Regions from separate parts of the Mus musculus genome. Here region 2 is linked to region 1. The links are chromatin loops, found by intact Hi-C in ENCODE. Cell type or tissue: left cerebral cortex. All regions are shown on one strand. Each heading gives the region's core, and the rest is flanking DNA. Links, peaks and the distances in the headings are about the cores only.

What was found. Peaks named below come from ENCODE experiments on the same cell type or tissue, not always from the same donor. Only the 100,000 strongest peaks of a DNase experiment are listed, where the experiment ranks them.
Region 2: it touches region 1 in a loop (2.9-fold over the local background); 2 of 42 quality-filtered maps call a loop at or near these places.

What each region holds. Positions count from the first base shown.
Region 1 is chr14:29,760,984-29,776,550 of GRCm38, forward strand. No RefSeq gene overlaps it. Among named protein-coding and RNA genes, the nearest start is that of Gm35281, 28 kb to the right of the region's middle. In left cerebral cortex, for the core only: no CTCF peak of the experiment used is centred there; a DNase peak (open chromatin) is centred at 8,689.
Region 2 is chr14:29,809,059-29,824,625 of GRCm38, forward strand. No RefSeq gene overlaps it. Among named protein-coding and RNA genes, the nearest start is that of Gm35281, 20 kb to the left of the region's middle. In left cerebral cortex, for the core only: no CTCF peak of the experiment used is centred there; DNase peaks (open chromatin) are centred at 5,792, 8,771, 9,401 and 9,916; H3K27ac peaks cover 1,418 bases.

The DNA.
Region 1 (15,567 bases), core at 4,785-12,784:
CATTTGTTTCTGTTTTCACAGAGCAAATGATTGAAAATTAAACTTTCATTTGGAAGCATAATTATTTTAAAGGGTACCAGGGCTTCATGTTAAACAAATTTACCTCACCAAATGTGATGAAGATGTGGAATGTCGATCAGAGAATTAATGAAATAACCATAATGCAGTTAGGCGGATCAACAGACATCTTATTCATCTGAGCAGATTTCACTCCTCATTTACCTAGATGTCATACATGTAGCTGTGTTATTTGTGCCTTCGGGAAGTACCTTAGCCAATTCAGAGTGACTCAGACATTTTTAAGACAAGAAAAAGATTTGCTATATAGATAACAAATGAAATTTATGTAATTTTGTTGGGAGCCGCCCCCACATTCGCCGTCACAAGATGGCGCTGACATCCTGTGTTCTAAGTGGTAAACAAATAATCTGCGCATGTGCCAAGGGTATTTTACCACTACTTGTACTCTGCCTTTCCCGTGACGTCAGCTCGGCCATGGGCTGCAGCCAATCAGGGAGTGATGCGTCCTAAGCGAAGGATAACTCCTCCTTAAAGGGGACGGGGTTTCCGCCATTCTCTCTCTGGCTCTGGCGCCTGCTTGCTTGCTCCTAAAGATGTAAACAATAGAGCTCTTGCTTGCGCTTTTGCGCTCTGCGCGCTGGCGCTCTGGCTCCTAAAGATGTTTAGAAGGGGGCTTTCGCTTTTGGGGCTGGGGGTTTTGCGCTCCTGACTCCCGAAGATGTAAGCAATAAAGTTTTGCCGCAGAAGATTCTGGTTTGTTGTGTTCTTTCCTGGCCGGTCGTGAGAACGCGAGTAAGAATTGGTGCTGAAACCCGGGACGAAAAAATACAAGAAAACTACCATCACCGGCGCAAGGAAGATCCCTCATTCCAGAACCAGAACTGCGGGTCACGGTAATGAAGTGTTCTCGTAAAACAGACTGTTGAGAAGGATTCAACTGCGTGAATTCAGAACTTTTCAGCTGGGGAACGGCGGTAACCCGTAAGTATAGCTTTACAAGGTAAGTCTGGCCTTGAACTTTCTAACGAAATTCAAGACAGTCTATCAGAAGTAAAGTGGAAAATAGCTTTACAAGGTAAGTCTGGTCTTGAACTTTCTAAGGAAAGTCAAGACAGTCTATCAGAAGTAAAGTGGGAAATGGCTTTACAAGGTATGTTTGGCCTTAAATTTTTTCTAGTGTTAGGAGCCCTTTTGTTCCTTTTCACATGTTATAAAGTGGTTAAGGCAGGGCGGATTCTAGATGAAATTCAGGACAATCTATCAGAAGTAAAGCGGGGAGAGAGAGTAGGAGCAAAGAGAAAATATGGTACACAAAATAAGTATACAGGCCTTTCCACGGGTCTTGAACCCGAGGAAAAGTTTAGGTCAGGTAAGAATACCTGGGGAGAGATTAGAAGGAAGGAGAAGGAAAAAGAAAAGAAAAAAGATCAATCAGCGGAGGCTTCTAGGAGAAGGAGCCTATACTCATCACTAGATGAGTTCAAGGAGCCAGTTCTTAATAGTTCTAAATCAGATGAAAAGGCTATTAGGGCCTGGAAGGCGCTCTCCCGAGCAGGTGAAGCCACTGGACAATAATGACAGAGACAGGCTCTTGCAGCCTACAAGGTCTTATTGTCCACCCTGGAGTTGTAGATCAGGATTATAAAGGGGAACTTCAGGTTCTCTGTTCTTGTCCTCAAGTTGTCTTTTCTATATCACAAGGGGACAAAATAGCTCAACTAATAATTTTGCCAAGCCTACATGGCTGTTTTTTCTTCCTCTGGTATTCCTAGAGCTGCAAGAGGGATTGGTTCTACTAAAAATGATTCTGATTACTTAATAATGCCTTTAGATTGTTGTCAAATTTTATCTACTCACGTAGGGGTAAACCCTCGTGGCGTCAGGCCATTACAGGTCTGACAAATGGATGTCACACATATTTCCTCCTTTGAGAAAAATCAATATTTACATGTTTAGATAAAAAGAGATCACCTCCATACCTTAAATGATTTTCAAAAGCTGTTGGGAGATATTAATTGGCTCAGACCTTTTTTAAAGATTCCTTCCGCTGAGTTAAGGCCTTTGTTTGGTATTTTAGAAGGAGATCCTCATATCTCCTCCCCTAGGGCTCTTACTCTAGCTGCTAACCAGGCCTTACAAAAGGTGGAAAAAGCCTTACAGAATGCACAATTACAACGTATTGAGGATTCGCAGCCTTTCAGTTTGTGTGTCTTTAAGACAGCACAATTGCCAACCGCAGTTTTGTGGCAGAATGAGCCATTGTTGTGGATCCATCCAAACGTATCCCCAGCTAAAATAATAGATTGGTATCCTGATGCAATTGCACAGCTTGCCCTTAAAGGCCTAAAAGCAGCAATCACCCACTTTGGGCGAAGTCCATATCTTTTAATTGTACCTTATACCGCTGCACAGGTTCAAACCTTGGCAGCCACATCTAATGATTGGGCAGTTTTAGTTACCTCCTTTTCAGGACAAATAGATAACCATTATCCAAAACATCCAATTTTACAGTTTGCCCAAAATCAATCTGTTGTGTTTCCACAAATAACAGTAAGAAACCCACTTAAAAATGGGATTGTGGTATATACTGATGGATCAAAAACTGGCATAGGTGCCTATGTGGCTAATGGTAAAGTGGTATCCAAACAATATAATGAAAATTCACCTCAAGTGGTAGAATGTTTAGTGGTTTTAGAAGTTTTAAAAACCTTTTTAGAACCCCTTAATATTGTGTCAGATTCCTGTTATGTGGTTAATGCAGTAAATCTTTTAGAAGTGGCTGGAGTGATTAAGCCTTCCAGTAGAGTTGCCAATATTTTTCAGCAGATACAATTAGTTTTGTTATCTAGAAGATTTCCTGTTTATATTACTCATGTTAGAGCCCATTCAGGCCTACCTGGCCCCATGGCTCTGGGAAATGATTTGGCAGATAAGGCCACTAAAGTGGTGGCTGCTGCCCTATCATCCCCGGTAGAGGCTGCAAGAAATTTTCATAACAATTTTCATGTGACGGCTGAAACATTACGCAGTCGTTTCTCCTTGACAAGAAAAGAAGCCCGTGACATTGTTACTCAATGTCAAAGCTGCTGTGAGTTCTTGCCAGTTCCTCATGTGGGAATTAACCCACGCGGTATTCGACCTCTACAGGTCTGGCAAATGGATGTTACACATGTTTCTTCCTTTGGAAAACTTCAATATCTCCATGTGTCCATTGACACATGTTCTGGCATCATGTTTGCTTCTCCATTAACCGGAGAAAAAGGCCTCACATGTGATTCAACATTGTCTTGAGGCATGGAGTGCTTGGGGGAAACCCAAACTCCTTAAGACTGATAATGGACCAGCTTATACGTCTCAAAAATTCCAGCAGTTCTGCCGTCAGATGGACGTGACCCACCTGACTGGACTTCCATACAACCCTCAAGGACAGGGTATTGTTGAGCGTGCGCATCGCACCCTCAAAGCCTATCTTATAAAACAGAAGAGGGGAATTGAGGAGACTCTACCCCGAGTACCAAGAGTGTGTGTCTATGGCACTCTTTACACTCAATTTTTTAAATATTGATGTTCATGGCCATACTGCGGCTGAACGTCATTGTTCAGAGCCAGATAGGCCCAATGAGATGGTTAAATGAAAAAATGTCCTTGATAATAAATGGTATGGCCCGGATCCTATTTTGATAAGATCCAGGGGAGCTATCTGTGTTTTCCCACAGAATGAAGACAACCCATTTTGGATACCAGAAAGACTCACCCGAAAAATCCAGACTGACCAAGGGAATACTGATGTCCCTCGTCTTGGTGATGTCCAGGGCGTCAATAATAAAGAGAGAGCAGCGTTGGGGGATAATGTCGACATTTCCACTCCCAATGACGGTGATGTATAATGCTCAAGTATTCTGCTTTTTTACCACTAACTAGGAACTGGGTTTAGCCTTGATTCAGACAGCCTTGGCTCTGTCTGGACAGGTCCAGACGACTGACACCATTAACACTTTGTCAGCCTCAGTGACTACAGTCATAGATAAACAGGCCTCAGCTAATGTCATGATACAGGGTGGTCTCATGCTGGTTAATCAACTCATAGATCTTGTCCAGAAACAACTAGATGTATTATGGCAAATAGCTCAGCTGGGGTGTAAACAAAAGTTTCCGGGATTGTGTGTTACTTCCATTCAGTATGAGAATTTTACTAGGGCAGCTAATTTGTCAAAAAGTCTTTTTCAGTATATGTTACAGAATCGGACGGCTGAATTTGAACAGATCCTTCGGGAATTGAGACTTCAGGTCAACTCCACGCGCTTGGACCTGTCCCTGACCAAAGGATTACCCAATTGGATCTCCTCAGCATTTCCCTTCTTTAAAGAATGGGTGGGATTGATATTATTTGGAGATACACTTTGCTGTGGATTAGTGTTGCTTCTTTGATTGGTCTGTAAGCTTAAGGCCCAAACTAGGAGAGACAAGGTGGTTATTGCCCAGGCGCTTGCAGGACTAGAACATGGAGCTTCCCCTGATATATCTATGCTTAGGCAATAGGTCGCTGGCCACTCAGCTCTTATATCCCATGAGGCTAGTCTCATTGCACGGGATAGAGTGAGTGTGCTTCAGCAGCCCGAGAGAGTTGCACGGCTAAGCACTGCAATAGAAGGGCTCTGCGGCATAAAATGAGCCTATTCTAGGGAGACATGTCATCTTTCAAGAAGGTTGAGTGTTCAAGTGTCCTTCCCCCAGGAAAAACAACACGGGACCAGACCAGGACCCCTCTGGGTGATGAGCCTGGGAGGAGGTTATGTGTACGGCTCCTTTACCTACACACTGGGGATTTGACCTCTATCTCCACTCTCATTAATATGGGTGGCCTATTGCTCTTATTAAAAGAAAAGGGGGAGATGTTGGGAGCCGCCCCCACATTCGCCGTCACAAGATGGCGCTGACATCCTGTGTTCTAAGTGGTAAACAAATAATCTGCGCATGTGCCAAGGGTATTTTACCACTACTTGTACTCTGCCTTTCCCGTGACGTCAGCTCGGCCATGGGCTGCAGCCAATCAGGGAGTGATGCGTCCTAAGCGAAGGATAACTCCTCCTTAAAGGGGACGGGGTTTCCGCCATTCTCTCTCTGGCTCTGGCGCCTGCTTGCTTGCTCCTAAAGATGTAAACAATAGAGCTCTTGCTTGCGCTTTTGCGCTCTGCGCGCTGGCGCTCTGGCTCCTAAAGATGTTTAGAAGGGGGCTTTCGCTTTTGGGGCTGGGGGTTTTGCGCTCCTGACTCCCGAAGATGTAAGCAATAAAGTTTTGCCGCAGAAGATTCTGGTTTGTTGTGTTCTTTCCTGGCCGGTCGTGAGAACGCGAGTAAGATAATTTCCCTCAAAAGAGTGGAATGTCACAAAAGTAGCAATGACTGTGTTACTTGGTTATATGTTGCTGTGACCAAGTTACATGACAGAAACCACCAAAGGAGGTTCCATAGGATTCAGGTCACTTGCATCCATATTGCTGGGTCCAAACATGGCTGAATAGAGGAGCATCTTCATGAAGAACAAGAATCAGGATGGATATGGCCGTGCTCCTTTCCTTCAATCCATTCAGTTCCCGAGTCCTTGGAGGGCACGTGCCCATACTCTGGGTCTGTCTCCCATCCCCAGTCAACCCTCTCAGGAAAGCCCCCACAATCATACCCAAACCTACGTGGCTCTAAACCCAGTCAGGTTGAAAATGAAGATTAACCATCATAAGTGCTCATTTGAATTTCTAATCTTCCCCCGTTCCCCTAAGTAACGTGGAATTCTGTTCTGAATTTCTGAGATAAACCAGCGTTGTAGGTTTTTAAAAGTTAATCCATCACGACACCAGGGACTGGTTTGACCAAGGTAGAGAGGGAAAGAAGAAAAATGTAAACACAGAGAGTCAGAAAAACTAGGACCAGGTGGGGTGGCCTCTGATAGAGAGGCTACAACACCTGCAGAGTATTTGTTATATACAAACAGGAAGGTGGGGTTATTGCATATAGCTGAACAAGGAGGCAGGTTTATTGAATACTGATAAACAGGGAGAGAGGGCTATTAGATACAGCTGAAAAGGAGACAGGTTTAGCTCATCTTGGTAGGAGCAGTCTTCAGACCAAAACACCTAGGCCGAGCGACCATTTTTTGCACATTCTGGCAACACTCACCCTTACATCCATGGAAGGCTTTCCCAAGTCTCTGGACCTCCCCCAGGGAAGGCTTTGCTGCTGGAATGGGGTGATGCTGCAAGGTTCTTAACATTGTTGAACCTGTATCAAGGATGCACAACCACTCATTCTTTCCCTACTACATCTCATTGCCGGGAGTGAATGAGTGACAAGTGAGCAAGTGGGCTAACTGGTTGGAACGAAGTGGTCCCTACCTCACCGTGTTCATAGTACAGTGAAGTCCTCTCCCCTGAATGTGGCCTGGACCTAGTGAATTGCCTCTAAGGCACTAAATGTGAAAGTGAAGAGGTGTGTCTCCAGAAACTAACCTACAAAAGGCCAGCCAGGGCCTGCTCCTCTGCTGTCTCTCACCTGTTCTTATTAAGCCGGGTGCCACATTTCTAGCTGCCCTATCAGAAGGCCTACATAGTAAAGAGCTAGCGGTGTTCTCTAGCCAATAGCCCGTGAAGGACTAAGGCCCAGGCCAACATCCCACTGGAAGCTTCACCGTTCTCATTATTACATGTATTTGATGTACATGGTAATCGGTGCTTTCCAGTCCAGCCCTAAGATGACTGTAGCCTTGGACTCCAAAGCAAAGAGTCCAGTTAAACTGGTCCTGACTTCCTGACTCCCAGCACTCTGAAATGTAAAATGTCTTTCCTTTTCATTTGAAGGGTGGCTTAACTCAGTACACAGCAGTATTTAATACACTAACCAATAAACGGATGCCTGGCCAAGCATGGCTCCCAGGGATGTAGAAGGAATTATATACCCTAACTAGACCATATAAAAAACACACAATCTAGCTATTTTATTATAAGTTCTGAGCCTAGATTGGGCAGATTTTGAACTATTCTAACTTACATCCCAGTTATAAGGCCCTTGTTACTGGCTGTTTCTTCTAGCCATGTGCTCATGGTCCGTCTCCTCTCATGGCGGCTTTCTTGGTCTCCTTTCTTCTTCTCCCTCTTTACCGTGACCCCTAGCCAAGTAACTAAAACCCCATCCACCTCAATCCTAGGCTTTTTAGTGACTAGTTAACTTGGGGAGTGAGCTTACATAGCACGGTGCATAACAAGGTTACACATCAAGTAACTACTTGGTGTACATGAGGATCTTCTCATGGGGGGCAGGCAACTGGATCTTGGGGCCCAGTATTTAGCATCTGAATACATAGTAGCACGAGACCAACCCCAACACATGGGCCCATTCATATTGTAACTTCAGGGGCCTATGCAGCAGCTCTGAAGTAGCATATATATGTTCATCCAGACAGCAGCTAGGCAATTGGGCACCATGGCAATGGGTCCAGGAGTTGGCAGGCAATGTTGAATTAATCTTTAGGGTTGAATTCTCCCACACCAGCACCCTAATAGACCTACTAGATTTTGCTGAGGAATGGGTTTTAAGTAGATAGTGTTGAGCAAGGCTGTCCCTAAACTTCGATAGGAACTGAGGCCACAAATGGAAGCCTGTAAATTACAGGCTGGCTGGGCAGTGGTGGAGCACACCTTTAATCCCAGCACTTGGGAGGCAGAGGCAGGCGGATTTCTGATTTTGAAGCCAGCCTGGTCTACAGAGTGAGTTCCAGGACAGCCAGGGCTACACAGAGAAACCCTGTCTCAAAAACCAAAACCAAACCAAAACAAAACAAAACAAAAAAGTTACAGGCTGGGTAGGTGGCTCAGTTGGTAAAGCACCTACCATGCAAGCATGAGAGGACCAGAGTTTCAATCCCCAGCACCCACTTAAAAAGCCAGGCACAGTGGGATGTGGCTGGAATCCTAGGGCTGGGGAGACAGACGTAGGAGGATCCCTGGGACTAGCTGGCCAATCAGCCTAGCCAGAGAGCTCCATGTTCAGTTGAGTGACCTTGTTTAAAAATATAATGTGGAAGGCATGTGGTGTTATCTTCTGTTCCTGCAACACACAAATACCCATGCAACACATCATGGACACAGGGGGGGGGGGAGGGAGGGGGAGGGGGAAAGGGAGAGGAAGAGGGGAAGGGAGATGCCTAGCTATACATTCAACAGGTCTGATGTGGTTTCGAGTTCATCCATCTAAAACACAGGTATAGTTGGTCTCAATGCAAACGTACACTCATTCCCTATAGAATTACGTATTCATCTCTGAGCACTAAAAATATAGGTACCTTAAATAAGAGACAGATTCATGCCAACCCAATGTTTCCATAGGCTGCTACTCTGTTGTTCATAACATACAGAAACAGACTCTATGGCAGAAGGGCTATGTTACCTTTCTAGAAAAAAAGAAAAACCCACAGTATGAAACTATCATTCTGCTTAGCATCCAGGTATTCAACATACAATGAATGAAAACATATTCAAGCTTAGATTAAAACTCTAAGGTCTCTTTGTTCGGGATGTGTGACATATGGGCAAATGTGTAAGTTTTCACTGACTGTAATATTCATGGAATATCTGACTAATGTCTTTCTCCTCCATGGCGTTCTCCCAGGCACTGAGTCTATTTTCTATTCCAGGACCAAGCACAACGGCAGGAGCCTAACGCCTCTATAAATACACACTCAAATTGAATGCCCCTAAATGTAGGCACAGTGCCCCACTCTGAAAGCTTGGTAGCTTAATGAATCCTTCATTTTTTTTCCCACAGGAGGAACTTATTAAAATGAGCAGTGGATGAAGAATTGGAGCTCATAAACTCCCCCCTGGTTCCTGTGCTAACTCTGTGGCCTTGGGCAAGTCACTAACCTCTCTGGGCTTCCTTAGTTTTCTCTCTTTAACATCATTTACTTCTATTGCTCTGCCCACTTCATACAGTTGCTCTTGAGGTCACAAATGCTATGAATGAGTCATTTGTATTATGTGGATGACATCATCTTCAGCCCCAGTAGGACACAGGCCTGTGTGTTCAGGGATTTTAGACTGTCTTGACTGACAGTTCCATGTTCCTCTATATGTTGGCAACTCAATAGCAACTGAATAAACTAACTGTATTCAAGGATTGCCATGGAGTCCAGTATCAAAGCAACTCACACCATGACCTTGAGGTGACCACCCCAAAAGGCCAGAGGCAGGCAAATCCATACCTCTGGTAGACCTTTCAAAACATGACCTTTCTAGAACCTCCCACAATAATCATTTCTATCACCTCCACTTTTGATGCAGACATGGAACCATTGCCTTGCAGTTGAGGCACACCCAAAGGATGCCTATGAGGAAGATGAAAATATTATTAAAATAATTTTCTTTCCATCCTTCCTGCTTCTCAATGTGGGGAGCCGCCCTCACATTCGCTGTTGCAAGATGGCGCTGACATCCTGTGTTCTAAGTGGTAAACATAATCTGCACACGTGCAGGGGCAGTTTTCCCGCCATGTGTTCTGCCTTTCTCGTGATGACAACTGGGCCGATGGGCTGCAGCCAATCAGGGAGTAATACGTCCTAGGCGGAGGATAATTCTCCTTAAAAGGGACGGGGTTTTGCCATTCTTTTTCTCTCTCTTCTCTTGCTTTCTTGTTCTTGTTCTTTCTCTTGCTCTGGCTCTTGCTTCTCTCTCTTGCACTCTTGCTCTCTTGCTCTCTTGCTCCTAAAGATGTAAGCAATAAAGCTTTTGCCGCAGAAGATTCTGGTTTGCTGCGTCTTTCCTGGCCGGTCTCGTGAACGCGTGTAAGAGTTGGTGCTGAGACCCGGGACGAGAAGACCTGGGACGAGAAAACCCGGACGGAAACTACCATCACACCGGCGCAAGGAAGATCCCTCATTCCGGAACCAGAACTGCGGGTCATGGTAATGAAGTGTTCCCGTAAAACAGACTGTTGAGAAGGATTCAACTGCGTGGATTCAGAACTCTTCAGCTGGGGAACGGTGGTAATGAAGTGTTCCCGCAAAACAGACTGTTGAGAAGGATTCAACTGCGTGAATTCAGAACTCTTCAGCTGGGGAACAGGGTACCCGTAAGTATAGCTTTGCAAGGTACATCTGGCCTTGAACTTTCTAATGAAATTCAAGACAGTCTATCAGAAGTAAAGTGGGAAATAGCTTTACAAGGTAAGTCTGGCCTTGAACTTTCTAATGAAATTCAAGACAGTCTATCAGAAGTAAAGTGGGAAATAGCTTTACAAGGTATGTTTGGCCTTGAACTTTTTCTAGTGTTAGGAGCCTTTTTGTTCCTTTTCACATGTTATCAAGCGGTTAAGGCAGGGCTGAAAATTCTGGATGAAATTCAGGGCAATCTATCAGAAGTAAAGCGGGGAGAGAGAGTAGGAGCAAAGAGGAAATATGGTTCACAAAATAAGTATACAGGCCTTTCCACGGGTCTTGAACCTGAGGAAAAGTTTAGGTCAGGTAAGAATACCTGGGGAGAGATTAGAAGGAAGGAGAAGGAAAAAGAAAAGAAAAAAGATCAATCAGCGGAGGTTTCTAGGAGAAGGAGCCTATACTCATCACTAGATGAGCTCAAGGAGCCAGTTCTTAGTAGTTCTGAATCAGATGAAAAGGCTATTAGGGCCTGGAAGGCACTCTCCCGAGCAGGTGAAGCCACTGGACAACTAACAAAGATCGTCCAGAGACCTCAGGAGTCATTCTCAGATTTTGTGGCCAGAATGACAAAGGCAGCAGAGCGTATTTTTGGAGATTCAGAGCAAGCCGCACCTCTGGTAGAACAGCTCATTTATGAGCAAGCCACACAGGAGTGCCGAGCGGCCATAGCCCCAAGAAAGAACAAAGGTTTACAAGACTGGCTTAGGGTTTGTCGGGAGCTTGGGGGACCTCTCATTATGCGTTACTTCCATTCAGTATGAGAAATTTACTAGGGCAGCTAATTTGTCAAAAAGTCTTTCTCAGTATATGTTACAGAATTGGATGGCTGAATTTGAACACACTTCGGGAATTGAGACTTGCCATCATTCAGGTCAACTCCATGCGCTTGGACCTGTCCCTGACCAAAGGATTACCCAATTGGATCTCCTCAGCATTTTCCTTCTTTAAAGAATGGATATGGGTGGGATTATTTGGAGATACACTTTGCTGTGGATTAGTGTTGCTTCTCTGGTTGGTCTGTAAGCTTAAGGCCCAAACTAGGAGAGACAAGGTGGTTATTGCCCAGGCACTTGCAGCTCTAGAACATGGTGCTTCCCCTGATATATCTATGCTTAAGCAATAGGTCGCTGGCCATTCAGCTCTTGCACCCCACGAGGCTAGTCTCATTGCACGGGATAGAGTGAGTTTGCTTCAGCAGCCCGAGAGAGTTGCACGGCTAAGCACTGCAGTAGAAGGGCTCTGCGGCACATATGAGCCTATTCTAGGGAGACATGTCATCTTTCAAGAAGGCTGAGTGTCCAAGTGTCCTTCTCCCCAGGAAAAACGACACGGGAGCAGGTCAGGGTTGCTCTGGGTAAAAGCCTGTGAGCCTAAGAGCTAATCCTGTACATGGCTCCTTTACCTGCACACTGGGGATTTGACCTCTATCTCCACTCTCATTAATATGGGTGGCCTATTGCTCTTATTAAAAGAAAAGGGGGATCTGTGGGAAGCCGCCCTCACATTTGCCATTACAAGATGGCGCTGACAGCTGTGTTCTAAGTGGTAAACATAATCTGCACACATGCAGGGGCAGTTTTCCCGCCATGTGTTCTGCCTTTCCCGTGATGACAACTGGGCCGATGGGCTGCAGCCAATCAGGGAGTAATACGTCCTAGGCGGAGGATAATTCTCCTTAAAAGGGACGGGGTTTTGCCATTCTTTTTCTTGCTTTCTTGTTCTTTCTCTTGCTTTCTTGTTCTTGTTCTTGCTCCCTTTCTCTCTGGCTCCTGAAGATGTAAGCAATAAAGTTTTGCCGCAGAAGATTCTGGTTTGCTGTGTTCTTCCTGGCCGGTCGTGAATGCGTGTAAGACTAGCCCAAGCCCCAGCCGGAATCCAGGCTACCTCTGGCCTTCTGGGGGATTCTATGCCCTAAGTACCCAGATCTCTTGTCTGCCCAGGAGCAGTCTTGACTATAGCCACCTCCTATTTTCCAGTTCTTGGGGTTCCTCTGAGCCACAATGTTGGGTGTCAAATCCCATTTCTGAGGACAAAAGGGACAAGTAGCACAGAGACAGAACCAGGCAGTGCCCTCAGGGGAGAGGGGGGCACACTTGCCAGAGCTCCAATCAGAGCAGAAGGAACGCCATTAACTTGAAAATGAAGCAAACAGAAGTCTGTTAGTAGTGAGGCTGTGAGTAGGAGCCACTGGGACTTCAGGGTAGGGCCAGCCCCACCCCACCCCCAGCATACAGGTTATCATGGGCCTCCTGCCACCAAATTCTAGGACCAGCCCCTCCAGGCCACTGAGACTGGGGACTACTTATCATTGCCCAGACTTTGGGCTGCAGTAATGATTCTCCTTCTCTAGAAGTGGGCCACCAGGGTCACCTGGAAAGTATCCAGAGAACTGGGATATAGGATTACTTTTGCTTTTGAAGATCATGGCATCTCTCACAGTATTCCTGGCTTTCCCTTTTAATGTCGCTCTCAATGTTTCCTTCTTCTTTGTCCCCTACTCGGTCCCCAAGGCTCTCAAGTGCATTTAAGCTGGAAGAAAAATTGACCAGCCGAGGTATCGGCATTGTACCCAAGACACTATTTGAACTTCCTAATGGCTCCAGGCAATCCCTCTGGACCCTGCTTCCAATAAAAAAAGGCTGAAAAGTCAGGAGAACAGTTTCCCCACCTGCCAACGCTCTTTAAAACTAGAGCTCTGGCTTTCACTATCTGGTTACAGCTGGGTCTCTCCAGCCTGGGCCCAGTTTTCTGCATAGCAATCCTGTGCTCACCCAGGGACCAGCATTAAACCTATCTTTTAGTTTCATTTATATCTCTGTATTAAATTATCTTAACAAGATGCAACTTTTGGGAGAAAGTGTTAGAATACCACTTTGTAGTTCATCACTGTGGGGACACTAAGGCAAGAACTTCAAACAGCCACTCAGGTCACATGCACAGTTCATAGCAGGGAAGAGTGCTTAACCTGCTTGGATTTCTCCACTTTTATACAGGTTAGGAGTACCTGCCTATTCCTCAGAAAATTGGACATAGTACTACCGGAGGATCCCGCAATACCTCTCCTGGGCATATATCCAGAAGATGTCCCAACCGGTAAGAAGGACACATGCTCCACTATGTTCATAGCAGCCTTATTTATAATAGCCAGAAGCTGGAAAGAACCCAGATGCCCCTCAACAGAAGAATGGATACAGAAAATGTGGTACATTTACACAATGGAGTAGTACTCAGCTATTAAAAAGAATGAATTTATGAAATTCCTAGGCAAATGGATGGACCTGGAGGGCATCATCCTGAGTGAGGTAACCCAATCACAAAAGAACTCACATGATATGTACTCACTGATAATTGGATATTAGCCCAGAAACTTAGAATACCCAAGATATAAGATACAATTTGTGAAACTCATGAAACTCAAGAAGAACAAAGACCAAAGTGTGGACACTTTGCCCCTTCTTAGAATTGGGAACAAAACACCCATGGAAGGAGTTACAGAGACAAAGTTTGGAGCTGAGATTAAAGGACAGACCATCTAGAGACTGCCATATCCGGGGATCCATCCCATAATCAGCCTCCAAACGCTGACACCATTGAATACACTAGCAAGATTTTGCTGAAAGGACCCTGATATAGTTGTCTCTTGTGAGACTATGCAGGGGCCTAGCAAACACAGAAGTGGATGCTCACAGTTAGCTATTGGATAGATCACAGGGCCCCCAATGGAGGAGCTAGAGAAAGTACCCAAGGAGCTAAAGGGATCTGCAACCCTAAGGTGGAATAACAATATGAACTAACTAGTACCCCCTGGAGCTCATGTCTCTAGCTGCATATGTATCAGAAGATGGCCTAGTCGGCCATCAGTGGAAAGAGAGGCCCATTGGTCGTGCAAACTTTTTATGCCTCAGTACAGGGGAACGTCAGGGTCAAGAAGTGGGAGTGGGTGGGTAGGGGAGTGGGGTGGGAGGGTATGAGGGACTTTTGGGATAGCACTGGAAATGTAAATGAAGAAAATACCTAATAAAATAAAAAGGAGTGCCTGCCTAGGGAATGGTGCTGCCCACCGTGGGCTAGGTCTTCCCATAACAAATAACCCCGATGCAGAGACTCCAGATCTCTTCCCAGGTGACTGTACATTGCATCAAGTTCATAATTAAAGCTAACCACCACAATTCCATTCTCAGCTCCACTTAATGAAGTGAGTTGCAGAGCACTGGGTAGTTCACCCTTTGCGGACTGCTCACAGACCATGGAAGCTTCTGGAGTCTACATTTCATTTAGTTGCTTCTCTGAGGTCCATGCTTGAGCATCATACACACTAATGCAGTCTTGTGAGTCTGGATGCTGTATGGCATTTGAATTGGGCACACATGTAGTTGATACGGATGTCCACCCATCAACATTGACATCAGCACCATAAGTAGTTGACCTTGTGAGGGCCCAGGTCCTTATTTACATTTCCTAGTTCGGATATGTCCTCCTTTGAGTGTCTGTGTTTAAAGAATTCCCCGTATTGTCCTCTAAAGTCAAAAGCACAATGTCTATTTCTGTGGAAAAGCCATAATCACAGATTAATTCTGTAAAGACTCAAATGCAGCATCCGTCTGAGTTTACAATTTAGAGCAATGTCATTACCAGTCCTCCAGTCTTCTCCTGGAAGAAAGTTCCCCATTCTCCCAAGACATGCTCAGTATGTTAGGAAAAAAAACAAAAAGAAAAAAGAAAATAAAAAAGCTTATTTCCTTAGCTGAAATTCTTTGTTTGGCTTTGATGATGTGATTAAAAAATGACATGTACTAAGAAAGAAAGACCAAGATGTGGTAGAACCAAAAAAAAAATCTAAAGTTAAGATTTCTATTAAGGACTGAGGAGTCTCGTAGGTAAGAGCACTTGATAGGAAGCATCGCGACCTGAGTTAGGGTCTCCAATGTCCACAGACAATGCTAGGCATGCTCCCCCATACCTGAAACTACAGCAATAGGAGAGGGGCAGAGAGAAAAGTGTCTCTGGGACTTTCTGGCTGTCAAAAAAGTGAGGTGGAAGCCAGTATGGGAGGACACTGATATCTTCCACTGGCCTCTGTGCATGCACATGGCCACACACACACACACACACACACACACACACACACACCAGGCATGGGGCAGGAAGTCAGTGAGCAGGAGTGGAACCTGAAAGCTGGAGGACCTGAGAAGATTCCAGAATGTCTGCAACAAGAGAGGCTAGCACACTGCCAGATGAGGCATTGGAGGTCCCAGCACATGTAATGGGAAGCTGCCTTGCTGTAGGCCATCAAGAGGAGGCTCCCTGAGAGCAAGGCCACACCCACCTCCACCAGTCAGAGCTGGT
Region 2 (15,567 bases), core at 3,963-11,962, 47 kb after region 1:
GCCACTTGAAGACCAAAGTCACATCTGTCCTCACTGAGCCACGAGTCTCACCTGAGCAAAACTCTTTTCTCATTGCTCTCAAACTCCAAGAGAAACTGTTCTATAGTAGTCTCCAGGTAAGCCTCAACGCTCTGCAGCATGGAGGTTGTATCCGCCCAATTCTCTAGATATTTTTATCTTTGAAATTTTAATGTGAGTGTCAAAACCTACCAAATAGTAACTTAAAGATGCTAGTATTTTGTCATGTGTAAATCGGTCATCAAAATGATCATTTCAAAAGAAAGAATGGTGGTGAGAAGGCTCAGTAGGTTAAAGTGTCTGTCACCAAGCCTAAGGACAGAGTTTAATCCCACACTGCATGCCAGGCCCCCACACACAAATAAATAAAATGTACTTGTTCTATTTTGTTTCTCTGTTGCTAAAATAAAACACTGACCAAACCAAGATTCCAGGAGGGTTTATTTCAGCTTCCAAGTCCATCATTGAGGAAGCCAGGGCAGGAACTCAAGGTAGGAAATGATGAAGATACACACTGGTACTGGTTTGCCTAGCTGCCTTTTGCATTCAGCCCCTGCTCAACTGTCTTAAAATGGTGCTACCCACAGTGGGCTGGGCCTTCCTACATCAATGTATAAGTTAAGAAAATGCAATGCCCTCATAGACATGGTCACAGTCAATCTGACCTAGGTAATTCCTCAATTACCGTTCCCCTTTCCCAGGTGACTCCGGGTTGTGTCAAGTTGACCCATGATGCTAGTTAACTATTACAGTAAAACAAACAAACAAACAAACAAACAAACAAGAGGTTTTTAAGGAGCTGGCAAGATGGCTCAGCAGGTAAAGGTGTTTGCTGTGGAAACTTAAAGATCAATCCCTAGAACAACAATATGAACTAACCAGTACCCCCGGAGCTCGTGTCTCTAGCTGCATATGTAGCAGAAGATGGCCTAGTCGGCCATCATTGGGAAGAGAGGCCTCTTGGTCTTGCAAACTTCATATGCCTCAGTACGGGGGAACGCCAGGGCCAAGAAGTGGGAGTGGGTGGGTAGAGGAGTGGGGTGGGGGAGGGTGTGGGGACTTTGGGGATAGCATTTGAAATGTAAATGAAGAAAATACCTAATTGAAAAAATATAAATTAAAAAAAAAATCAATCCCTGGAACGGACAGTGGACAGAAATTATCAATGTCCCAAAGTAGCCCTCTAACCTCCACATGAGTACACATACAGGCAGGCATACACACACACACACACACACACACACACACACACACACACTTTAAAGTGTTTCACCAATAAAATATTTTAAATGTTTGTTTTAAGTAATCAAGGTGGTGGGCGGAGAGATGGCTCAGTGGTTTAGAGCACTGACTGCGCTTGCAGAGGACCCTGGTTTGATTCCCAGTGGATTTGAAATCATTTGAGTCACTTCTGGGAGAGTCTGAAGCCACTTCCAGAGAGCTCTGAGGAAGGAAGACTCACAGTGCGTGTAAAAGTAGAGTGAAACGTGAGGGAAGCACCGGCACCCACCCCACTCTGCTTCCTGACTGCAGACAAAATGTGCAGAGTTGCCTGGAGCTCTTGCCACCACAGCTAAAGCCGCCCTTAATACCACGTCTACACCACAGTGGACCATACTGCCAAATGGTGTGCCAAATAAACACTTCTTAAGTTGCCTGGCAAGTTACTACTATACTGGATAAGTATTCTATAGTGAGCTATATTCCTACACCTTGTGATTTATTCTATTTTTTGGCTTTGTGTTGGGGGGCAGAGGCATGTATGTAAGTCAGAGGTCAATCTTTAAAAGAGTCAGTTCTCTCTTCCCACAGTGAGTCCCAAGGGTGAAACTTAGGTCACTAGTCTTGGCAGCAAGTGCCTTTATCCACTGAAACATCTCCCCAGCATGATTTTAATGTAGGTAGCAATTTCCTTTGCTGAGTTTCATTCCCTGACTTCCTTACTTGTCTTCACTCTCGCTTTTTGTTTTGCTTTGGTCTCTGCCTTTTCCCTGAACTCTCAGCACGACCATGGTCCCGTGGGACCATGGTGGTTAGCATGTAGACTTGGCCTGAGTTCTGCCCAACAGAATGTAAGTGCTATGTACCACTTTTGGGCCTACCCCATAAACCTTTCTACAGGCTGTGTTTCTTTCTGGGCCCTGTCTGGAAATGAAGTGCTGCCTGAAAAGGCTTGAGTCTCTGAATTTACAGAGTAAATTAGCTGGACAGAGCCATCAAAGAGCAAGAACTAAAGTTTATGTCAACACTGAATGTGGACTGAGTACTGAGGCCAGCACTGCTCTGAGCAGTGACCTTTCTTTCTTGAGCTTTTATCTAGTGATTATTTTTATTACCAGTTTTTGATATCCTTGGGAGACCATGTTAATGCATCTATCAAACTTAAGCAAATGCCTTTTTGAAGCAATGATTTGCCATGACTCTCAGTGTCATTTCAGTGAAAACAGTTCTCTTCCAGAGAAGAAATTTGTCACCTACTGCCTTTTCCCTGGACAGATTTCTCCTTGTTGCTTGGGAAACTGCTCATCTCTGTGCCTGGTCATGTGCTATAGTGAGGTACAAAGCTGGCCCGGGCTGCTAGAACAGGCCAGTGACACAGATACCATGAAGCACCATCAAGTCTTTCTGCAGACTACTCTTCCTCTGAGAAATTTAGGGAAAAAGGCTCTCTCAGCCCTGAGAACACATGTCAATGGTGTGGAAGCATAGAAAACCTAGAATTTTCCACCTGTCTTGCTGTAGAAGAGAAGTCAGGTAGCCAGGCCATAGCAAACCATAAAGATGAAAATTCTGTTCTGTGAGTGTGGTGGTTTGAATATGCTTGGCCCATGGGAAATAGCTCTATTAGCTGTGGCCTTACTGAAGGAGAATTGGCCTTGTTAGAGAAAGTATGTCACTGTGTGGGTAGGATTAGAGGTTTCTATGCTAAACTCTGTCCAGTATAAAAAGAGAGCTTCCTCCTGGCTGCCTTCAGACCAGGATATAGACACTTCCAGGACCATGTCTGCCTGCATGCTGCCATGCTTCCCATCATGATGATAATGGACTGAACCTCTGAAACTGTAAGCCAGCACCAATAAACTGTTTTCCTTTGTAAGAGTTGCTATGCCCATGGTGTTTCTTCGCAGTAATGAAATCCTAAGCAAGACAATGAGGGAGAGGTAGAAATGGTCCTGGGAACTTCATCTTACATGTCAGATCTTCCAGACTGCTCAGTTTTATGGGACTATTACTGTTTTATTTTCCAACCAACTGTAGTGTCCAGTCTTACATCACACAGCTTTGCCCTTCCCTCCATTCTGAACTTGGCTGAGTAATGAATTCCAACATGTATGACCGAAGAAACCTCAACACTGAAAATATGATAATGAGACATGCATGTTACTTTCTGTCTTTATCAAAATCTTAAAAACCTCCTCTCACCATTATTAAACCTTTTAAAGCAAGCCCAATTGGTGTGGTACAATCATTCCAGCAATGATAATCAAGCCTCGGGGTTCAGGCAGGATTCAGGCTCAACCGCAGCTGGCTATCAAAGAACTCCGTCAGATTATTCACAAGCACCGCGGCCGTTTGTGTCCTGTATTGTGATATACACCCATTGTGCAAATTTGATCTATAGTTGCTTGCTCACATAGGTTCCATTTTCGAGTGTCCCACAGAAAATAACACAAGAGCTCTAGTTCAGGTTATGCTGTGACCTCCAGACCTCCCACCAACTGTGCTTGGAGCTTGGCTGAGTCCATAGTCCACTCTTCATGATTCTGGCTTCTGTGGCCACCCTTCCATTCACTGGTTCTGAAACTGGGTGGATAAAGATTGATGACTCAGAAAAAGTAGTGATCACCTACTAGAAGAGCCTGAGACCCTGAGTGCACTACTGAAGCTGCAGGCCCGTCTGCTATGTCTTCATTCCATCTATCTTTTATCTTTATCTTTGTTGCATATAGGAGTCAATACTCTTTGACAAGTGACAAGCCTGACCCAGAATGACTTAATCAAAGAAAGGAGAGGACTGTTGTCTTCTGTGATGGAAACACCCTCGGGCAGGTCTGGCTTCCAGTAAGAGTCAGCCTACACAGTACCAGCAAGTATTTCCATAACTATCTCTCAACTCTGCTATCGTCCGAGGCCCTTGTCAAGCATAACTTCCCCGTGTGACGGTCCTCAACACTTGCATGCTTAATCAGCTTCAAGTCCATCAGAAAACCGAAACCCTTCAGAGGCTAGTGAGATAGTACAGTAGATACACCTGCTGCCAAGCCTGACAATCTGGGTTTGATGCCTGGCACCCGCATGGTAGAAAAGAACCAACTCCCATAAATTGTCCTCTGAACCCTATTCTCGCACTATGGCACATGTGTGAATTTGCATGTGCACATGCACTCTAAATAAAATATCACCCCCTTTGCCCCTTGCTACCTGCAGCAGGCAGAAGAGCTGGCCTCAAGGTCAGGAGAGTGGAGGATCGGGCCCTGTACCTCACCTGGGCAGCACAGTAAAGCTGCCCGTAGTGGTGGAGGCACTGGAGAGCTGGCCCTGAGCATGTGAGTGTAGGAGAGCTGGCCCTGCCCCTTGTCTGTCATGGGGTGATATCCGCAAGAGAGAGATACCCTTGTCCCCACCCCTCACCACTTGCCACTTGTGGCAGTTGGAAGGAGAGCTGGCTGCAGAGTGCAGCACTTAGAAGAGCATCCTTCACCTCACCTGAGCAACACCATAGAGTTGGCCCTGGTAGTGAAGGCATGAGTGATCTGGCCCCAAGGGCATGAGAGAGAAGAGATGACTATGACCCTTGATGGCTGTGGCTTGGGTGAGCTAGCTTGCACAGTACTGGAGAGCTCACGCTGGCGTGGGTGGATACAGGAGGGCTTGCAGGCTGACCAACTCAGCTATCTGCCAGGTCCAGATCCAGAGCTTTTGAGTTGATCCACCCCAGCATCTACCCCATCTATGATACGATCTGCTAGAGAACATGAAGGGCCCAGTCCCGCAGATCCAAAGCTACAGGTTCTCCATGACACAGGACAACAAGATATCCAAGAGGAGTCCCAGTGGGGATTCAGTATAGATTGTGTAGCAGAAGCCTTGAAACACCAACAACTCATTGCAATGAATATTTGCAAGTGAAGATGTGTGAGCAAAAGGGTATACTGTGGGACATACTGCAACACACTACAGCTTCCAGAACAAGACACTTCAAAGTTTGGGGTTTGTTTTTATTATCACTTTATTTTCTTGTGGAGGGGAAGCTGCAAAGGCGGAGGGTTCAGAGGGATGGAGAGATGAGCGAGAATGAAACACATGGTATGAAATTCACAACGGATCAATAAAAAGCTAAAAAAGAAAAACAAAAAAGTATTTAGAAATCTAAAAATAAAAACCAATAAAGAAAATAAAATGTAAAGCCTTCCTCAAAGACACTATTTGTGCTACATGTTCATGCTAAGCCAATCTCAACGGCAGGGACGTGTGTCTCTATGACAGGGACGTGTGTAATGCTCCTGTCAGCAAGACTCATATTACTTACACATCCTCCCTAGCACAAACCTGACAAGAGTGCTCAGACAGGAGTGCTCAGGAAGGGGAGTGAGCACCTGTTGGTTACACCGGTTAAGGTAATTAATAGTAGCTTCTATGATAAGCAAAACCAACTCTGCACGGCTGAATGGTAAGTTGCATTTTTCATCCCTGCAAAGTCTGTTGTTGAGAGGTTCCGGTTGGGTACCTCCCTTGGCTGCACTCCACCAACCAGCACTGACTCAGGAATCAATGTTTCTTCCATTCTGGAAGGCTGCTATCTGCATCGCAGTCTCCAAAGCTGCCATGGGAGGGGAAAAGTGAGTTGGACACCATGTAACTGCTTGCAGCTGCCTTGGCTTTCAAGTGACACATCAGTCTGTCTCTGTGTTTGGTGGTGAGGATGTAGTCATGTGGTCCTGCACAGACACGGGGGGTGGGGGGGAGTCAATTGAGATGTGTGCCTGGGAAAAGGAAACAGATTTGTGGCCACCTGGCCAGCCTCTGACAATAAAAAGAAAACTCCCAATTCACGTCTAACACACCAGAGCTGCTCAGAGGCTCCACTTGGTTCAGAAAAGCAGAGTTGGAAGCAGCTAGGTCCTATGAAATGAGCTGATTGTACCCCCTTCTTGGACAGAAAAATGGGAAAGGAGGGGCCTCCTTCCTCATATAGTGCACTGCGGATTGTGTTGAGTATTTCAAAGGGGAGGAAAGAAGCGCTCTCCTTCCCCAGATACCAGAAACCCACCACACCCGCCAACTGGACCAACTTGTCAAGCCTTGTTCATACCAGCCATAGACTGGGGAAAAAAATGACATGGGCATTATCAACAGACTTCAAGCTCCATCTTTCATTAGATTTGGTAAGTAGTCCAATCCTCTGAGCTCTCAGTTGCTTATCTGCCTATTCAGAACTCCCAATGAACCTTAAATTCCCATTCATTTCCAGTATTTCCCATTACAACAGCAGCACCCTCAGGTTTTCCTAAAATGTTCGTAACCTGAGTTAAGGTCCCAAGAGTATATTTTCCTAGCTGTTTGTGTTTAGGGTGCCAAATTTACCTAAAAAATAAATCAATAGCAATCCATATAAACTCTGAATGTGAGAGGTGATGTCTCTGTGTAGAGGTGATGTATCTTCCATGCAAGTATTTCACTCCCAGAATGCACTTTACAGATTCAGATATCACAGCACCTGCTAACGCTTGGTGAGCATCAACTGGTCAAGGCAAGGAGAACAAGTGTCTGTAGCATGCTCAGCCACAAGTGGGGCATCTATATAACACACACACACACACACACACACACACACACACACACACACACACACACTACTTCCCTGTCAAGACTCAGTTATCATTGCAGAAGACAGAGCAGAAAGATTGTATGAGCCAGAGAGCAAGGATTCTAGACATGATAGGAGCATTACACACATAAAGTCACAGTGGCTATGGCCACATGCACAAGACCTTCGTAAGATCAATCCATATTCAGCACAGAGGGCAGGAAAATCCCCTGAGTTTCCACCCCTAGCTAAGGAGTTGATGACTTCCGAGAGGGGGAGAGTCAGTTTTCTTTAGGGATGTGATCTTTAGTCCATAACAATTCAGTGGCTAGCTCCACACTCATGAGTATGTGACTCATTGGTATAGCTTTAAAAAAAAAAAAGTAGAACACAAACTTAGGAGGATAGGGGGTGGGATTGAAGGATTGGAAGAGACATGGAATGGGTGAGTATGATCAAAACACACTGTATGAATGTATGGAATTTTCAAAATTAAAAAAAAAACAACATTATGCTTTCAAAGGCTTAGTGGGTATATCGGTTATTCTATTACTCCAGTCTGACAGAAATGACATAAGGGAGGATTTATTTTGGCTCTTGGTTTCAGAGATCTCAGGCAAGCATGGCAAGGAAGGTTAAGGCAGAATAGGTACATCATGATAACCAGGACACAGGCAAGATATGGCTCAGCAGGACATGCTGACACACAATCCCCTTGGTGACCCACTCCCTCCAATAAGGCTCTACTCCTACCATTGTCAACCACCCTATCATCATATCAGGAATCCTCCAAAAAGATTAGCCCAATCATCAGATTGAAGCCTTAAAGGTCTAATTCTAGTTGCATGTGTAGTAGAGGATGGCCTAGTCGGCCATCAATGGAAGGAGAGGCCCTAGGTCTTTCGAAGATTATATGCCCCAGTACAGGAGAATGCAAGGGTGAGGAAGCAGGAGTGGGTGGATTGGGGAGCAGGGCAGGGGGAGGGTATAGGGGTCTTTGGGAATAGCATTTGAAATGTAAATGAAGAAAACATCTAATAAAAAAATAAGAAAGAAAGAAAAAGATCTAATTGACTGGAAATACCTCACAGACACACCCAGGGGTGTACTTCACTTTTCTATTTTTTTGTTTTGTTTTGGGTTTTTTTGTTTGTTTTTTGTTTTATGTTTTTTGTTTTTGTTTTGTTTGTTTGTTTGTTTGTTTGTTTTTGTTTTTTTTTGAGACAGGGTTTCTCTGTGTAGCCCAGGATGTCCTAGAACTCACTCTGTAGACTAGACTGGCCTCGAACTCAGAAATCTACCTGCCTCTGCTTCCCAAGTGCTTCCCAAGTTAAAGGCGTGTGCCACCACTGCCTGGCATACTTCACTTTTCTTTTGGGTATTTCTTAGATCAGTGAAGTTAAGGGTCAGGGTTAAGCATTATAGTACACTATGCCAAAGATGGAGTCGTGAAGAGCGAGCAGCTTCCCTTCAAGGCCCACAGCGAAGATAATTATCGCTCCCTAGGAGGAAATAGCTTCATTTCGGGGAGAATTCCAATTCCTTCACCAACCACAGACCCTTGACTTGCATTTTTAAAAGACCCTTGTCTATGGTCCTCAGGGCTGGGAATACCAGGCCTATGCTTTGAGCAAATCTGATGACCCCAAGATTTTTGTGTCCTTTCAAAGAACATGCCACTGTTTGCAGAGTCTCCTTGACAGTGTTTGGTGGGTCCAGACAGGAAACTAGCTTGGCTTCCAACACCCCAAACAGTCCCCTTCGTGCAACTGGTTCCAGGAGCTTCTCTCTAAGCAAGCCTCCAACTCAGAGTGGCTCTTCCCTTCCTTAACTCATCAAAACATAACCGTGGCAACAGCTCATTCCCTCAGTTCTCTGCCAAACACTCAGTTAGCCAACCAACTTGATAATGTGATTCATGATCGCCTGTGATAACATTTCCCAAATAACACATGTTCCTTTCCACAGAGGCCTCCATGAGATAAATGACCTGCCCCTGTATAGACAAGGACACATGCAAATCGTGGTAGGGAAAGTCTGCTTGGGAGACAAAGCTGTCTTAGCAGTCCCACGCCCAGTTCAGCTGTGGCTGGAGGCTTGCCGAACCACTGAGGCTGGCTTCAGATCCGTGAGGCAGGTAGCAATTCCTCAAGGAGGGTGGATGGAAAAAAAAAAAAAAAAACCAGCTTAGTTCACTGCCTCAACTGCATCCATCATATGCATTTGCTTGCCAGACTATGTAAAAGACCACAATATGTTTTTGGTGTTTTGTTTTTTTTCCATTTCATATAAACATCTTTGAGAGGTCGTCACTACTTTTCTCATTAGGGTTTGTCATCCTAACTCCAGCCTTTTTTAGGAACTTTTCTTTCTTATGTTTCCTTGGCGGACCTTCACAGTCTGATCCACAAAATTGTACCTAAAGCACAGAAAGCCAGATTGAGAGACACATGCCAATTGCATCTGGGCTTACTCTAAGACTCTCGCTCCCTCTTTTAAGACTACATTGAGGCGTGACTGTGGCGGTGGCAGAGATTTCTGTTAAGGATTCCATTTAACTGACTATGGTTCACTGCTTGCTGAGAAAATATTTAAGGCCATGCTTCCGAAAGCAGCTTGCCACCCTCCCACGGGCACAAAACCTTAGTGATTTTACACCCCAAAATAGAGCAACACACATACCTCACTGCTGCCTTGTTTTGGTCCCAGACACACCTGGGTAGCCCTCGCATCTCATAAATTCAAATTTGGGGGAATCTTTCTGAGAAATAGACCTACTTAAATTTCCATCAGGCTGGCCTGAGAGGGCACCAGAGACCACATTAAGTGTTTGGGTCACCACATCAGAGAAGCAACCTCTAAGTAGGCTGTTCATGAGGAGTGGGATCAATTTCTGTCCAACCATCCACTTGCTATGTCTCAAGTGGGCTTAGCCATTAGACAGAGGCTGGGGAGCCAGGAAACTTAGGGACCTGCCAAGAATCAACCCTGTATGACCTTCTGCAAGGGACTTTTGGAGGCTCTGTTCCTCTGTTTTCAGGATGAGTTGGGGTGAGGAGAGTTTGGCTTCTGTCCGACTCAGCCTTTCCACTGCTGGGAGGTGGCGAGGGGGAGGTTTTCTGTTCCAAGAAACAGATGAAGGGTTGGATCCTTTCCCTAAAATATACCCAGAGACTGAGAACACTACATAGAGTTAGTGGCCTGAGATCAACTTAAGGTCTCCACAGCAAGGTACCCCCAAAACTTCCTTTTCCTAACAACATGACAACAAAGACAATGGATGAATTTTGTTTAAAAAAAACCTGAGAGTCATGCGTGAGTTCTCTTCCCTCCATCCCACCCCCCACTTCTAGCTCTCTGATTTCCTATCAGCACTATAGATACAAGACAGTCCCCAAAGGCATCCTGCATCTCATATAAACTGTCCGCTCTGGCTTCCTGAGCCCATTTCCTGCTGGTAGTTGTTGGGCCCAGCAGCTTCTGTGTCCCTGCCATGATGAAGCCCAAGCCACATCTGATGAACTCTTTTCTGTATGGAGATTTCCCTTGGCCTGAACCAACGATTCACATGGTTTTAAGATCTCAGTTCCTCTGTTCCCTTCCTAGGAAAATCTGCCTATGATCAGCAGTTTGCCCATCCTGCAATCACCGTGGTATGAAGGTTAATTGTATCATCTTGATTGGGTTAAGGATCTTCTAGAAGATTTGTACAGCACACTTCCAGGTCTGTCTGTGACAGTGTTTCCAGAGACAACTAGAATGTAAGGGCACTGAAGGGATTAGTGAATGATTAATTAATTGGCCAATTGATTCATGGTTTGATCTCTTAATGGATTCATAAGAGGGTGGCACTGTCAGGAAGTGGCTCGAGGCAGGATGTAGGTTGCTGAGGGTATTTTCCTGGGGATTCTATTTTACCCTGGTGCTTTTCCTTTACCTCTGATCCCTATTCAGCAGGATAACATTCACTCTGCTATACCATGTCCTCATCATGATGGACAGATCATCATGTGCACACTGAAGCCATAAGTCCAATCCTGCTTTAAGTCACTTTTCTCTGGTATTTAATCATCATTATACCAAAGCCTCATGCAAGTGTCTTTTTTGTTGTTGTTATCCAATTTTTTTTTTGACTTTTTAAAATCTTTTTTATTGGATATTTTCTTTATTTACATTTCAAACGTTGTCCCCTTTTCCAGTTCCACTCCCACAGAAGCCCTCTATTCCATCCCTCCTCCCGCTGCTTTTATGAGGGTGTTCTCCCATCACCATCTTCTGCCTCCCCACCCTTGAATTCCCCTATACTGGGGTATCAAGCCTTCACAGAACCAAGGGCCTCTCTTCCTACTGATGCCCGACAAGGCTATCCTCTGCTACATATGTGGCTGGAGCCATAGGTCCCTCCATGTGTAATCCCTGGTTGGTGGTTTAGTCACTGGGAGCTCTGGCAGGTCGGGTTGGTTAATACTGTTCTTTCTATGGGGTTGAAAACCCCTTCAACTCCTTCAGTTCTTTTTGTAACTTCTCCCTTGGGGACCCCTATTGGGGACCCCATGCTCAGTCCAATGGTTGGCTGTGAGCATCCACCTCTGTATTTGTCATTCTCTGGCAGAGCCTCTCAGGGAACAGCTATATCAGGCTCCTTTCAGCATGCACTTGTTGGCATCCACAATAGTATCTGGGTTTGATGACTGTATATGGGACGGATCCCTAGGTAGGATAGTCTCTGGATAGTCTTTCCTTCAGTCTCTGCTCCACACTTTGTCTCTGTAACTCCTTCCATGGGTATTTTGTTCCTCCTTCTAAGAAGGATCAAAGTATCCACACTTTGGTCTTCCTTCTTCTTGAGTTTCATGTGGTCTGTGAATTGAATCTGGGTATTCCGAGCTTCTGGGTTAATATCCACTTATCAGTGAGTGCATACCATGTGTGTTCTTTTGTGATTGGGTTAGCTCACTCAGGATGATATTTTCTAGTTCCATCCATTTGCCTAAGAATTTCATAAATTCATTGTTTTTAATAGCTGAGTAGTACTCCATCGTGTAAATGTACCACATTTTCTGAATCCATTCCTCTATTGAAGGACATCTGGATTCTTTCCAGATTCTATTATAAATAAGGCTGCTATGAACATAGTGGAACATGTGTCCTTATTAAATGTTGGAGCATCTTCTGGGTATACGCCCAGGAGTGTTATTAGTGGATCCTCAGGTAGTACTATGTCCAATTTTCTGAGGAACTGCCAGACTGATTCCCAGAGTGGCTGTACCAGCTTGCAATCCCACCAACAATGGAGGAGTGTTCCACTTTCTCCACATCCTCACCAGTATCTGCTGTCACCTGAGATTTTGATCTTAGCCATTCTGACTGGTGTGATGTGGAATCTCAGGGTTGTTTTGATTTGCATTTCCCTAATGACTAAGGATGTTGAACATATCTTTAGGTGCTTCTCGGCCATTCAAGTTTCCTCAGTTGAGAATTGTTTGTTTAGCTCTGTACCCCATTTTTAATAGGGTTATTTGATTCTCTGGAGTCTAACTTCTTGAGTTCTTTATATATATTGGATATTAGCCCTCTATCAGATCTGAGATTGGTAAAGATCTTTTCCTAATATGTTGGTTGCCATTTTGTCCTATTGACAGTGTCCTTTGCCTTACAGAAACTTTGTAATTTTATGAGGTCACATTTGTCAAATCTGGGTCTTAGCACATAAGCCACTGATATTCTGTTCAGCAACTTTTCCCCTGTGCCCATGTTTTCAAGGCTCTTCCCCACTTTCTCCTTTATAAGTTGCAGCGTATCTGGTTATATGTGGAGGTCCTCGATCCACTTGGACTCGAGCTTTGTGCAAGGAGATAAGAATGGATTGATTTGCATTCTTCTACATGCTGACCTCCAGTTGTGCCAGCACCAGTTGTTGAAAATGCTGTCTTTTTTCCACTGGATGGTTTTAGCTCCCTTGTCAAAGATCAAGTGGCCATAGGTGTGTGGGTTAGTTTCTGGGTCTTCAATTCTATTCCATTGATCTACCTGCTTGTCACTGTACCAATACCAGGCACTTTTTTAAATCACTATTGCTCTGTAATACACTTTGACAATATTCACAAACAATGTAAAATATCTTGGTATGACTCTAACCAAATAAGTGAAAGATCTGAATGACAAGAACTTAAAGTCTCTGAAGAAAGAAATCAAAGATCTCAGAAGATGGAAAGATCTCTCATGCTCATGGATTGGCAGGATTAATATAGTAAAAATGTCCATCTTGCCAAAAGCAATCTACAGATTCAAATGCAATCCCCATCAAAATTCCAACTCAATTCTTCATAGAGTTAGAAATAGCATTCCTCAAATTCGTTTGGAATAACAAATACCCAGGATGGCGAAAACTATTCTCAACAATAAAAGAACTTCTGGGGGAATCACCATCCCTGACCTCGTGCAAGTGTCTTTGCAGCAGTTGTTATTGATTGAAAATATCATGGTCCTATATCCTTCACCTCATCTGCCTCCTCTTTCTCCTTCCCCATCTCTGTCCAGTGTGTCTCCTACCAGAATCTTCTGGTCCTTCTATGGTTTGTGGACTTTATATTCTGTCCATGGAAATGCTTACTATTTGTTGGATTAATTAAATAACAGTTAAATCATTCCTTTGATGCTGTGCAATAAATTGAGTGACTCCTTTTAAAATGATGTCAGTTGATCTCTAAGAAGATGGGATTAAAATGTCACTGACTTCACCCTAGAATACTGTTAGACTGACTTATTCTTGTTCCTCTGAGATGTCCATTAGTTTGACTCAGATCTTCCCTGAAGGTTTGCCAGTTTCTCCTTTTCTGCCTAAGACTCCAGATAACCCTGTTCTGACTGGAACCTAGGACATCTTTACCGAGGAGGCTGGCAGTCACTATTTAAAGTGAGGACCAAGGTGTACTCCCTCTCTCTGTGAGCAGACGTGGGTTCTAATGTGACCACTGTCTCAGTTCACTCCCTCAGAGGAGATACTTGGTTTTTTAATTGTTTTATTTACTTACACTCCAAATGTTGCCCCCCTTCCCAGAATTCCCCCTTCTAGTTCCCAGCACTAGTTCCCCCTTCAAGAGTTCTTGACGCATCCCCCTTTGCCTCTGAGAGAGGGGCTCTCCCACACCTCTCTCCTATCCACTAAGTAAGGGGAATGGTTGAAGTAGCTGAAGGAGATGGCAACTGCAAAGAAAATCCAGCAGTATCAACTAATCCAGACCCCTGGGAGTTCCCAGAGACTAAGCCACCAACCAAAGAGCATATATGGGCTAGTCTATGGTCCCTGGCACATATATAGCAGAGGAAATACTTTCTTAGCTTCAATTTTCCTCCTCTGTAGATGGCAAATTCCTTTACAGGGGTGTGTGTGGTAAGGAGCTCTCTCCAATAGCTGTTTGCTGCACTCTAAATGGAAGTCACACTGTGATTTGGATTTTATAGGGAAAAAAAAAGGTAAGAGTACTAGTTACCATTGTAATAAATACCATGGACAAAGGCAACTTAAGGAAGAGTATATTTTGGCTTGTGGTTCCAGAATAATGGCAAGGAAAGACTAGCAGTACTAGGAGCAGGAAGCTGGGTGATCACATCTCAATCACACACAGGATGCAGGGAGAACAAGCAGGAAGTAGAGGGAGGGAACAAAACCTCAAAGACCACCTCCAGTGACATACTTCCTCCAGCAAGACTCTGTATCCTAAAAGTTCTGTAACTTCCCCCAATGGTACCAACTGGGAGCCAAGTATTCAAATACATGATATATAAGGGAGTTTTCACTAAAACCATAGCAGTAAGTAAGGCCAAGGGATGTATGGTAAAACCCTACGTAAAGTAGCCATCGCACAAAACACTGTCTAAATCCTGTGACTGCTGAGGGACACACATAACAGCCATCACTAATTGTTGTTGCCTAGGAATGAGTAAGCTGGGCATGAAAGAAGCAGGCACGGGGCAGAGGGTGAGGCTTCTATGAAGGAGATGGTTCCTCTTCCTTCAGATAGGTGAGCGAGTGCAGGAAAGGCTCATCCAGGACCCAACACACCTGCGCTGCCAAGCACGGATCATTCTGAAGCTCCAAGGAGAGGCCGAGCTGGGCTGCTCTCTTCAGGGCTTCCAGGTCTCAGAGCCAATCCTGGATAGGTTTGGGTGATCATGTAGTTAAAGACTTAGTGGGAGATCCACAGGTCCCAAACAGACTATTTTCAGAAAGCTTCATTTAGAACATGGGTGTCCATGACACAGAACAACTGAGTTGTCTCTGAGGGGACTCCAGAACTGAGGTGGCGGCTTGGGAGACAGGCATAGAGATGAAGTTCCATCGGGCTATCCACACGGTTACCAAGAAAGGCTGACTTGGGGTCTGGGAAGGTAGCTCACTCAGTAAAGTATCTGTTGTGCATGAACACTTGACTTGAGATCTCCAGCAGCCATCTTAAAAGCCAGGCATGGTGGTGAAACCTATAATTCCAGCCCCAGGGAGACAGAGACAAGAGGGGCTTGCTGACATGCCAGTCTAGCCACTAGTGCACTCCAAGATCAGTGAGAAGGCCTGTCTGAGAATCAAAGTATAGGCCTAGTAAATTCACTCAGCAGGTGAAGGCACTTGTCACCAAGCTTCATGACCTGAATTTAGTTCCTAGACCCAGAGGCTAGGGGGAGAGAGCTGACTCCTACAAGTTGTCCTCTGACATCCCCATACACACTGTGGCCTGTATATC